Linked DNA regions of Homo sapiens: region 1 is linked to region 2. Evidence: chromatin contacts called from ENCODE Hi-C or POLR2A ChIA-PET data. All regions are on one chromosome and are shown on one strand. The core of a region is the stretch at or near the end of the contact, and the rest is flanking DNA. Distances in the headings are between cores, read along the strand shown.

What was found. Hi-C counts contacts between places; a loop is a spot of excess contacts on that map. ChIA-PET counts read pairs that join two places held with the same protein, here RNA polymerase II (POLR2A). Pooled maps may share reads with other maps.
Region 1: a pooled map shows a loop between it and region 2 (3-fold over the local background). The contact joins the promoter of RPS19 here to the promoter of GRAMD1A in region 2. A Hi-C loop is called at or near these places in 1 of 168 maps with a recorded cell type or tissue (transverse colon) and 1 of 50 pooled maps. POLR2A ChIA-PET finds 5 or more read pairs at or near these places in 1 of 52 experiments (CD4-positive, alpha-beta T cell).

The regions. Positions count from the first base shown.
Region 1 is chr19:41,858,194-41,864,621 of GRCh38, reverse strand. RPS19 (ribosomal protein S19) reads right to left here and starts at 4,367. Exons shown (of 6, transcript NM_001022.4): 1 at 4,333-4,367; 2 at 3,777-3,847; 3 at 3,410-3,510. The coding sequence starts at 3,847. RefSeq lists silencers at 4,046-4,165, 4,226-4,355 and an enhancer at 3,909-4,664.
Region 2 is chr19:34,997,974-35,002,090 of GRCh38, reverse strand. GRAMD1A (GRAM domain containing 1A) reads right to left here and starts at 1,768. Exons shown (of 20, transcript NM_020895.5): 1 at 1,605-1,768. The coding sequence starts at 1,612. RefSeq lists silencers at 1,154-1,283, 1,554-1,933 and an enhancer at 3,708-4,117.

The sequences.
Region 1 (6,428 bases), core at 3,118-5,617, 6.9 Mb before region 2:
TTCATGGTCAAGGGAGGGCAGCTGTGTTCCTGCTAGACCGAGAGGGAGGGTCCCTCTGGATCTGAGCACGGGGCAGACCAACCAAGCACGGCTCCTTAGGAGTCATCACAGCTCAGCAAAGTCCAGACCGGTGGTCCCATCCTGACCTACTGAGTCAAAGGCAGGGAAGAACTTCCCCAGCACACTCTAGCTGACCCTTCTCTGCCGAACTTGTAAGAAACCACTCTCCTGACCTTGATTCATCCCTTAACTCACTTCTGTGATGCCTCCCAGATCTCATTCTTTCTACTATCATAGCACAAGTGGGTGCCCAGCCCCATGCAGGAGCCAGAGATGGAGCAGCCTCCAACCTACAAGAAGTGTTTCCAGACATCCCAATTCAGCAGCTGCTCTCAGACGCACACCAGGACACCAAACTGGACTCCCACATCTCCATCTTCAGCAGGTCCTTTAAAGAATTAAGACAGCAAGAGGCTTGTCCAGCTGGGTGCGGGAGCTCATGCCTGTAATCCCAGCACTTTGGGAGGCCGAGGCGGGCGGATCACGAGGTCAAGAGATCGAGAGCATCCCAGCCAACATGGTGAAAACCCGTCTCTACTAAAAATAGAAAAATTAGCTGGGCGTGGTGGCGGGCACCTGTAGTCCCAGGTACTTGGGAGGCTGAGGTAGGAGAATTGCTTGAACCCGGCAGGCAGAGGTTGCAGTTAGCCGAGACGGCACCAGTGTACTCCAGCCTGGTGACAGTGCAACTCTGTTTAAAAAAAAAAAAAAAAAAAAAAGCCTGTCCGGGGCTACACTGCACCACCCCCTTCATAAAGACCCATGGCGGCCATCCCTTGAACGTCCAGTGAGAGCAAGTCTTTGCGGGTTCTTCCTCTACCTTGCCCTGCCTCCTACACCACTGCCTTGGGACTGCTTACTCCTACAGCTCTGCTCCATTTCCAGACCACCCTCAAGAGGGCCCCATCTTCTACCATGGGCCTCTTTACCCCCAAACCCCAGGATTAAGACCTGTCTACCTCACACTCATTCCTATAGGTCTCCACAATTTGGCCCTGCTCAGCAAGGGCGCTGCTTTAGCACACTTTAGCCTCAAATCTGAGGAGGCAAAATAGGCCAGACTCTTATGAGTAGAAAAAAGGGAATATAGCAGGGAACCTAGTTTTGGACAGAGCCACCCTGCCAAGCCCTCCCAGGGTAACTTGCAGCAAGTCCCTTCGCCCGTCTGCACCACAGCTTCCTCTTTGGTAAAACAAGATCACTCCCATGATCAGTATAAGCTGACTGCCAAACTGGGTGGAACATGTTAAACTCTAGAATAGAGGCTGGTCAACTTTGCCTGTAATCCCAGTGCTTTGGAAGGCTGAGGCGGGAGGACCGCTTGAGCTTGGGAGTTCAACATAGTGAGACTCCATCTCTACAAATAAAAAAAATTAGCTAGGCATGGTGACTGATAGGCACCTGTAGTCCCAGCTACTTAGGAGGGTGGGGCAGGAGGATCACTTGAGCCCAAGAAGCTGCAGTGAGCTATAATTGTGCCACTGCACTCCAACCTGGGTGACAGGCCTAGACCCTGTCCCTGAAAATAAATAATAAAGGGTCAGGTAGGAAATATTTCAGGCTTTGTAGGCTACAGCTTCTGCCACAACTACAACTCTGCCCTTGTGCATGTAGATACACAGGGGTGGCTATAACCCAACAAAAATATACACAACAGGCCTCTGGTCTACCACACAACCATCCTATGCCGCTAGGACAGCTGGGCAAGTGAGGTGAAAAAGAGGCCTTTGGGGTACTCCAAGTGATGGAGATCAGTAGGCAGGCAGAAGATGCACATCCTGCTTGAGGTTTCCAGGCAGGGCCACTGTGGGCTGCAAGGGACCACAGCAGCTCTACCATGACCAGCAGATGCAACTAGGTTTATTATCCAAGGTCTTAATGCCATCTCTTGTTAATCCCTCCCCATGTTAAAAAAAAAAAAAAAAATGTACAAGACACATACAGTCCTACTTTGGAGGTATTTGGTATGTGCAGAACGTGTCTTCACCCCAGCAAATGAGAAAGGCTAATCCCAGATCCAAAGCTGCTCTGACCAACTGACCCTTGAGGCACTGCCAAAGCAAGATGGGGGGACAGGTGGAGGAGATATGTAACTTCCAGGGCTTGTCACTGCTGTGCGCCCAGGGAAGTCAGCTTCTCTTCATCCGCCCCATTTTCTGTCTAAAACAAACGGTGGGTAGGTGGTATGCCAGCAACCCGACCCACCTCAGCAAGTTCATCTTTCAGTCCTCAGAGGCCGCGGCTGAGTTATGCTGGTCCTCTGTGCTCACTCCATGGCCTGAAAGAGTGGGCCCCAATAGACATTTGAGGCACAAGTGTACCACAAATCTACAAAATGCTTCATATTCTGAAGGGCCAAGCAACCTGTACCAAGGCCAACTCTTTTCCGGGTCATGGAGGAGTTTTGCCGATTTCCAAACCCTGCTTCCCACCTACTTCTTATCTGGAGACAAGTTGTGGTCAGGATGGAGTCCCCACTTCACAGAGAGAGAAGGTTTAAGATTGGAGAGGCCGAGGCCCCTTAGTGAAGGTCGGTGCTAAGGCTGTCACCTTGACATAACACGGCACTGCCACCGCCCACCCTGTTACATCTTCCTGAAAGTGAAGATTTAGTGAGTACTGAAATATTAAGACACGTGAGAACTAACACTAGTCAGGGACTGTACATAAATTATTATTGGAAGATTGAAAAGAGACGGGGCTGGCACGAGGTTGCAGGGTGTCCATAAGATCAGAAGTCAAGATTTAAAGCAGGGACTGACCTGGCCAGATCTCCAACCATTTAGTTAGAAACAGCCTGTTAGAGATATGGAGAAGGCTAACTTGATGATCTGAGCAATAGTAAAGACAACTGGCTTTTTCCTGAATAACTACTGTGCAACAGACACGTTCTAAACACTCTGCTTTAAATTCATTCAATCCTTGCAATACTCTAGTACTGGTACAATAATTAGTCCCATTTTGGGGATGAGAGAGTGCACAGGCAGGTTAACCAACTTGCCAGAGGACACACAGCCAGATGTAAAAGATGGATCCAAACCCAGGGAGTCTGCCTCCGTGTATATAGAAAGGATTAAACCACCTGTAAGCAAAATATGAACATTCATCTGTCTCTGGTTTCCCCTGAGGCTCAAAGCCACAGGTCCTCCTCTCACAAAGCTCTTAGAATGTCATAAAAACTTGGAGTACCAAGTTATCGAATGTCACATCACACAAAGCAAGTGGTGACACAACCAAGGGTTTCTCTCCCTCTTGGGGCGGGAAAGAGCTCAGAGGAGACAGGGAAGTATGGTTTGTGCCAGGGGTCACCCAGCTCCCCACTCTCCAGCCAAAGACCTAAGTTCCTCACCAGCTCGCGTGTAGAACCAGTTCTCATCGTAGGGAGCAAGCTCTTTGTGCTTGGCCAGCTTGACGGTATCCACCCATTCGGGGACTTTCAGCTTCCCGGACCTAAGACCAAAACAGTGGGAAAAGCACGATTCAGTCATCTCCACAAACTACCCCATATCCCAAATGCCCTCCCCTCAACACAACTATGCTGTGCCCAGAGTACAAAGAGAGGCTGGAACCGGAACACAAGCCAGGCCTCACGCTGAAAGGAGCCACGGAGGCCCCAAACAAGCCTCGCCTGCCAGGGACCGGCAAACACTGGGGCTCAGATGGGCAGGCCAAGGCGACAGCCTCCACCCGTTTTGAACCTCAGTCCCCAAACTCACTTTTTGAGGAAGGCTGCCAGAGCTCTGACGAACTCCTGCTGGTTCACGTCTTTTACAGTAACTCCAGGCATCTGAGGGAGAAAGTCAAGCATGTGAACACAGGCCTGGCAGAGACGACTGCCAAGAGCACGGACCCCACCCCAATCCTTTCGCTCCAGCGCATCCTAAACCGTGGTACCCCCCGTTACTTCCCACGGCCCCTTCAACGCCGGGCTCCGGCTCCTGCGGGTCTGAAGGAGCTCACCGACGCCCACGGCCTCTCTGGATCGCACTAACAGAGCCCGGCCCCTGCGTGTGAGGATCCTGCGCGACCCCACTCCCCAGCCCCGGGACTCCGGACGCCCCACGCACCCCGCCGCTGCCCCCCGGGGCCCACGCTCGGTTCCCGGACGGCGCTGACCGGGCATGTCCGGGCCTGCCGCTCGCACGTGGCCGCGGCTCTAGGGGGCGGGACGGGCCCGCGCCGGGCGCCTCGGGGCCCTCAGGCACGCGCTCTGAGGCTTCGGCGTCCGGCCCTGCCGCCTCGCGCCCGGTCCAGCTCGGAGCCCCCGCTTACCGTGCGGCCTCCGCGCTGCCAGCCAGGGGAAAGGGAACGACGGGGTTTCCCGGGCGCACAAGTCGGGCGTAGGGTCTCGCGAGAGTTCCGAAAGCTCGCGAGAGCGAGGGTAGACGCTGAGGCTCCGCCTCTCTCAGGGCGAAAGTTCGTCCCCGCCTAGAGGGGAGGGTGTCTAGTGAGGGGTGGAGAGGTAAAGGGGAGGGCCAAGGGGTCGCGCGTGGAGGCCTGGGTTTCCTCCCGCGTTTCCTTCTCCCGGAGTGTAATAGAGAGAGGATAGAGAGCTCCTGTTCGGAGCTGGGGGAACTTGGCTTCGTTTGCGTCGTTCGTGGCTGGAAGGAACAGTGGTGGAGAATACTATGATGGCGAAAGTACGGGGCAGGATGGGTGGGCCACAGCTGGCGCCCCACGGCGGAACAACCCCTTTTCCGGGTGGAAGTGGCTGTTCCCTGGCCGGAAGTGGGAGTAGTAAGGGCGGAACTGTGACAGGGAACCTAGGGGAAGGGCGAGGAAGAAATGTGGCTATCATCTTCCGTCCTTCACCGCCAGGAGTCGCGAGAGCGGGAGACGGAAGCCCCACCCTTCTCAGGGCGGAAGTTGCTTCAGCACGGCCGGGGCGAGCGAAAAGGGAATGAGGCGCTGGAGGAGGGGAGAAGATAAGGGCGGGACAAAGCGGCAGAGGCGGGACCTTAGCAGAAGTTAGTTCAGCTCTGCCTTCTAGTGTCGGAGTCTGTTCGCTCAGCCCTTACTTTGCCAATTTAGATTTACCTGCCCCGCTGACCTGTGTAGCTTTAGGCAGTCCATTTGCCTTCTCAGGGCTTGTCTCACCATTAAAAAAAAAAAAAAAAAATGAGATCCCCGTTTGTCCATTTAAAGTGGCTCCTCTGGTTCATGGCGCGTCACATGCTCTAAAAAATATTTTTTGAGTGCCTGCTCTGTGCCAGGCACAGGTAAATATTATTTGGACATTTATCATGTGGCTGTTACTGTAGTGTTACATGCATGATCTCATTTAATCCTTACAAGGCCCAACAACTAAATAACGTGGTCCAATAAAATTATGTTAACTTGTTGCAAAAAGGAAACACTGAAATGTGTGTAGCTATTTTCTTATGTTGGAAAGACTGAGAATTTAAAACATAAGAGCAAATATTAGAATTTTACCCCACACTGATACTGTGGCTGCAAAATGTGTTAATTATTAATAAGCCAAGACTCGTATCTGTTAGAAAAATTAAAACCAACCATGCTTCTAGCATAAGATCATATATTTAAATCAAGGTTTTACATTCATGTAGAATGTTGTTGAAACCTATCTCATACTGTTTCTAAAACTTGAGAAAATATTTTCATTATCTCAATTGTTTTTCCAGAACCAACACATACATATTTCCATATGTATTCAAAGTGGGTAATATATGCATGTCTAACTGGAAATCTCCAGGTACTTGGGTAATTTATATTCACTTTTTATAATTTAAGTAATTATTATTTAATTTTTTTTGAGTTGGAGTCTCGCTTTGTCGCCCAGGCGGGAGTGCAATGATGTGATCTTGGTTCACTGCAACCTCCACCTCCCGGGTTCAAGCGATTCTCCGGCCTCAGGCTCCCAGGTAGCTGGGATTACAGGTGCCTGCCACCACACCTGGCTAATTTTTGTATTTTTATAGAGACGGGTTTTCACCACGTTGGCCAGGCTGGTCTCGAACTCCTGACCTCAGGTGATCCACCTGCGTTGGCCTCCCAAAATGCTGGGATTACAGGTGTGAGCCACCGTGCCTGGCCCCCACTTTTAATAATTTCTAATACCAGTTCTGAATCATTTACACTTAATTCATTTAAGTCATTTCATTGAATTTAATTTTTTTTTTTAAAGCTCTCCAGAGGAACTCTGGAGTGCCTGACCAAAGGAAGAGACAGGGTGAATATAGGATTTTGGGAAGAGTGAAGCTTAGGTAAAATTTATATAAAGCAGAGTTTTGATGGACATAAGGCAAAGCAGGCATGTATTTATGCAACGGAGCTAACATCATGCCTGGGCGAGGAGCAGACCCAGGATTCTGCTTCCTTGGACATTAGAAAGTTTAGATAAATGTACA
Region 2 (4,117 bases), core at 519-3,018:
GGGTCTCAGCTGTACACAGAGAGGCCTAGGCACCACTCAATACTGTCACAAAGGAATACACAAGGGAATGTTCACACAAAGATGGAATCAAATTAAGTTACAGCCACACTCACAGAGCCCCAGACACACAACAATGTCACAAATGTAACTTACATTGGCACACAGAGCTAAATGAGAGTTTCAAGCCAGGCGCGATGGCTTAAGCCTGTAATCCCAGCACTTTGGGAGGCCGAGGTGGGTGGATCACCTGAGGTCAGGAGTTCGAGATCAGCCTGGCCAACATGGTGAAACCCCATCTCTACTAAAAATACAAAACTTAGCCAGGCGTGGTGGCACACGCCTGTAATCCCAGCTACTCAGGAGGCTGAGGCAGGAGAATTGCTTGAACCCAGCAGGAGGAGGTTGCAGTGGGCCGAGATCGTGCCACTGCACTCTAGCCTGGGCGACAGAGCCAGACTCTATTTCAAAAGAAAAAAAAAAAAAGAAGAGCGTTTCAGAGCTAAATTACAGGCATATGCAGGCACAGAGGGTCATGGTAGAACCCAGAGCCCCAGGCACACTTGTACACACACCACTAAGTCACAATGGGACGCACACTGGTAACTTACAGCAACGCTTGGAGCTACAGATAGAATTAATGGTAAAACACACACAGCCCAAGAAGGATCAGAGCTGCTACACACGGTAACTCCAGACACATGTACAAACACTCCAACGTCACACTCAGACACACAGGGGTAATTTATATTTGCACAGGGAGCTACAGATGGAATGAGACACAACACGCACACAACCAGCTGCTCACAGCCACAGATTTGGAGCCCCAGACACACACAGGTAACTTACAGTGACACACAGAGCCGCGGTCAGAATTAGTGGTTAAGTTACACGCAGGAACTCTATCAGAGGCCCAAAGCTGCTGCAGGCTAGCAGCCCCAGACACACGTACACACACTTGCAAGACAATTCACAGTCGGAAGCACATGCGCCCACCTGGACCGGAAGGGGAGTAAGAAGTCAATTCCGAGCACACAGGACCCCCCGCCCTCCATGACCTCAAGCACGCGGTCCTGGAGAGACGCAGGAAGCCCCCACCCCCGGCAGCCCCGAGACCCGCAACAGCCAAGGACGGTGGGAGGGGGCCCAGGCAGGAGGGGGCTGCCTACTCCCGGCGCGCCCAGGGCTCCGCGGCCTGTGGGCCTGGGCTGGTCCCGATCCTGTCTCCATCCCAGGCCGGAGCCCCAGTTCGGCCTCGCGCTCACCCCTGGCTTACCAGGCAGGGGGTTGCCAGGCCTGAGGGCCCTCCCCGCCAGATGAACCCGCGGGCCCCCAGCCAAACCCCGCAACCCAGTGCGTCGCGGGCCGGCAGTGGCGACCCAGACCCCGGGCCCTGCCCTGCGTCCGCGCCCCACTCCCCAGCTGCACCCCTCGCCCGGGGGCCCCCTGCCCCGCCCCCACCCCGATCGCCCCGGCCAGAGCCATGTGCAGAGGCCCCCGACCTCTGCAGCGGCCGCTCCGCCCCCTCCCCAAGCCCGCGGCGCCCCCTCCCTCCGGTGGCCTCCCCCGCGCGCCCGGTCCCTGAGCTCTAGTCGCCCGGTCCTTACTCGAACATGGATGCGGCGCGGTGGGCGCGCCCCGGGCGCAGGGCAGGGCAGGGCAGGGCAGGGCTGGGCTGCGCGGGGCTGGGCTGCGCTGGGCGTCCCCGCAGGGCACCGGCCTGGCCTTCCGCGGCCGCCGCCCCCACCCGACCCAACCGCCCGCACAAAAGGCCGGAGCCGCCGGAGGCCGCCGCGGCGTCAGCGACACCCCCTTCCTTCCCCCGCCCCGCCGCGTCACGGCGCCGCCCCCAGCCCGGGAGGGAAGGCGGGGAGGGGCCGCAGAGGCCTAGAAGGAGGGAGAAGCCGGGGAGAGAGGGACTGGACAGAGAAGGGAAAGCAGAGGGGCAGAGAGACAGAGAAGGAAACAAAGAGACTTTATTAAAACCAAACATCGTGGAGGCAGCTGCCTGCCCGCAGGTTGGGGAGCCCCCTCCCCTAGTACCTAGAAAAGGGTCCCTAGCAACTACTATGCCCCTGGCCAGAAGCTCCTGGACCTCCCAGGGAGGAACCTGAGAGCCGGGGCGAAGGTGGGGGAGGACTGGAGATGCTGGGAAACCGAGGTGTATGTATGGGGGAGGGGGCCTGAAGCTGGCGGGAAGGGGTGGGGCCGGTTGGCCGCCTCCTCCTTCCCTCTCCCAGTCTCTGAGCCCGGGTTCCTGGTCCCAGGAGGTCCGGTGCCTCCGTTTCTAGGGACTTCCCAGTTTTGGTCAGCCAGGCCAAGTACCAAGTCAGAATCCAGCCTCCCTGGCTCTTATCTGTGCTGAGACCTTGCGCTCATCACCCCAGTGCTGGGAGTCCCACTAACTCGGTGGTAAGGGCTTTTCCCGGGGACAGCGCAGGAACGGGCAAAATCAGTCCTTTTACGGAAGGAGAAGCCCGGCCTCTAAGATGGGAAGTGACTTGTTGGGGTCACCTGGTAGGTAGGCGGCAGAGTTGGATTCGATCCTGCTCTGACGCCATAACCTGCGTCCCCCCTCCCCCGCCCCGTCTGCAAGAGGTCAGAGTCAGGTGGTGTCCTGGACTCCTGGCCCAACCACACAGAAATGCGAGTCCCACCTCACAGCTCCGGGGCTGTGGCTCCCCAGCGCTCTCCAGGGTACGCTGTCCCCGCCTCTTTTGAAAAAACTCCCTTCCCAACCCTCTCCATCAACCCTTCCCCTCCTCCTGCAAAAGAAGCCCACCTGACTTCTCCATTTTGATGAATGGCAGGCCCAGAACTTCAGAGTCTTTTCTGACCCTCTCTTTTCCTTCACACCACATCCAATCCGTCACAAACTGTGGGCTCCACGTATAAAATCAATCGCTCCATTCTAAACTCTTCTTCCTCCGCTGCCCACGCCCTGGCCCAGCCTCCATCCTCTCCTGCCTGATCTCCCTGCTCCCATCCCTGCCCCTACTGTCTGTTCTCACCTGCAGCCAGAGAGAGCCTGGGACCACCTGAGTCAGTTAACTACCCTCCTGGCTCAGAGCCCTGCCCCAGCTGTACCTCACTCCAGGTAAAAGCAAAGTCCTCACCTTGGCACCCAAGGCCCCTGTCAGCTCTCTGACTTCAGCTCCTCATCTCCCCCTGGCTCACACCCCCCATCCAGCCTACCCGCTGTTCTTCTAACTCACCAGGCACCTTCCTGCCTCCTACCCCAAGACCTTTGCACTGGTTATTCCCTCTGCATGGACAGCACCCCCCCTATCGCCGTGCCCTACCTCTCATGCTAACCCCCACCTCTAAAACCCCCATCCACCATCTGACATTTGCTGCCTCCCACCGGCCAATGGAAGAGAGGCCCTCCTCCCACCACCTTCCTCTGTCCAACTGATCTCTTTAGATTTCTCTTTGGTCTGTTTCTTCTAGTGTAATGCTTTTAGTTTTTTAATTAAATAATATTTATTTCAGGTCAGGCGCGTTGGGTCACGCCTGTAATCCCAGCACTTTGGGAGGCCAAGGAGGGTGGATCACCTATCAGGAGTTCGAGACCAGCCTGGCCAACAGAGTGAAACCCCATCTCTATCAAAAATACAAAAAAATTAGCCAGGTGTAGTGGCTTGCACCTGTAATCCCAGCTACCCAGGAAGCTGAGGCAGGAGAATTGCTTGAACCCGGGAGGTGGAAGTTGCAGTGAGCCAGGATCGCACCACTGCGCTCCAGCCTGGACAACAGAGCAAGACTCCATCTCAAAAAAAAAAAAAAAAAAAAAAAGGAAGAAAATATAACAGTCCTCTATGTCCCCTGTACCTATATAGAATAGATGTGGACATTTTGCCATTTTGCTTCAGGTCCTTTTTTTAAAAGAAATAAATGATTACACTTACAACCAAAGGCCTGGCTCCCCATCCCTCCTTTCCCTTCCCGTGCCCCCCAAGGAGCCTTCTGCCTGCCATGCAGTTGGTGTGTTTCCTTCCTGCGCTTTTTTTTTTTTTTTTTTTTGAGACAAGGTCTTGCTCTGTCGCTCAGGCTGGAGTGGTGCAGTGGCTCGATCTTGGCTCACTGCAGCCTCCACCTCCTCGGTTCAAGCGATTCTCTT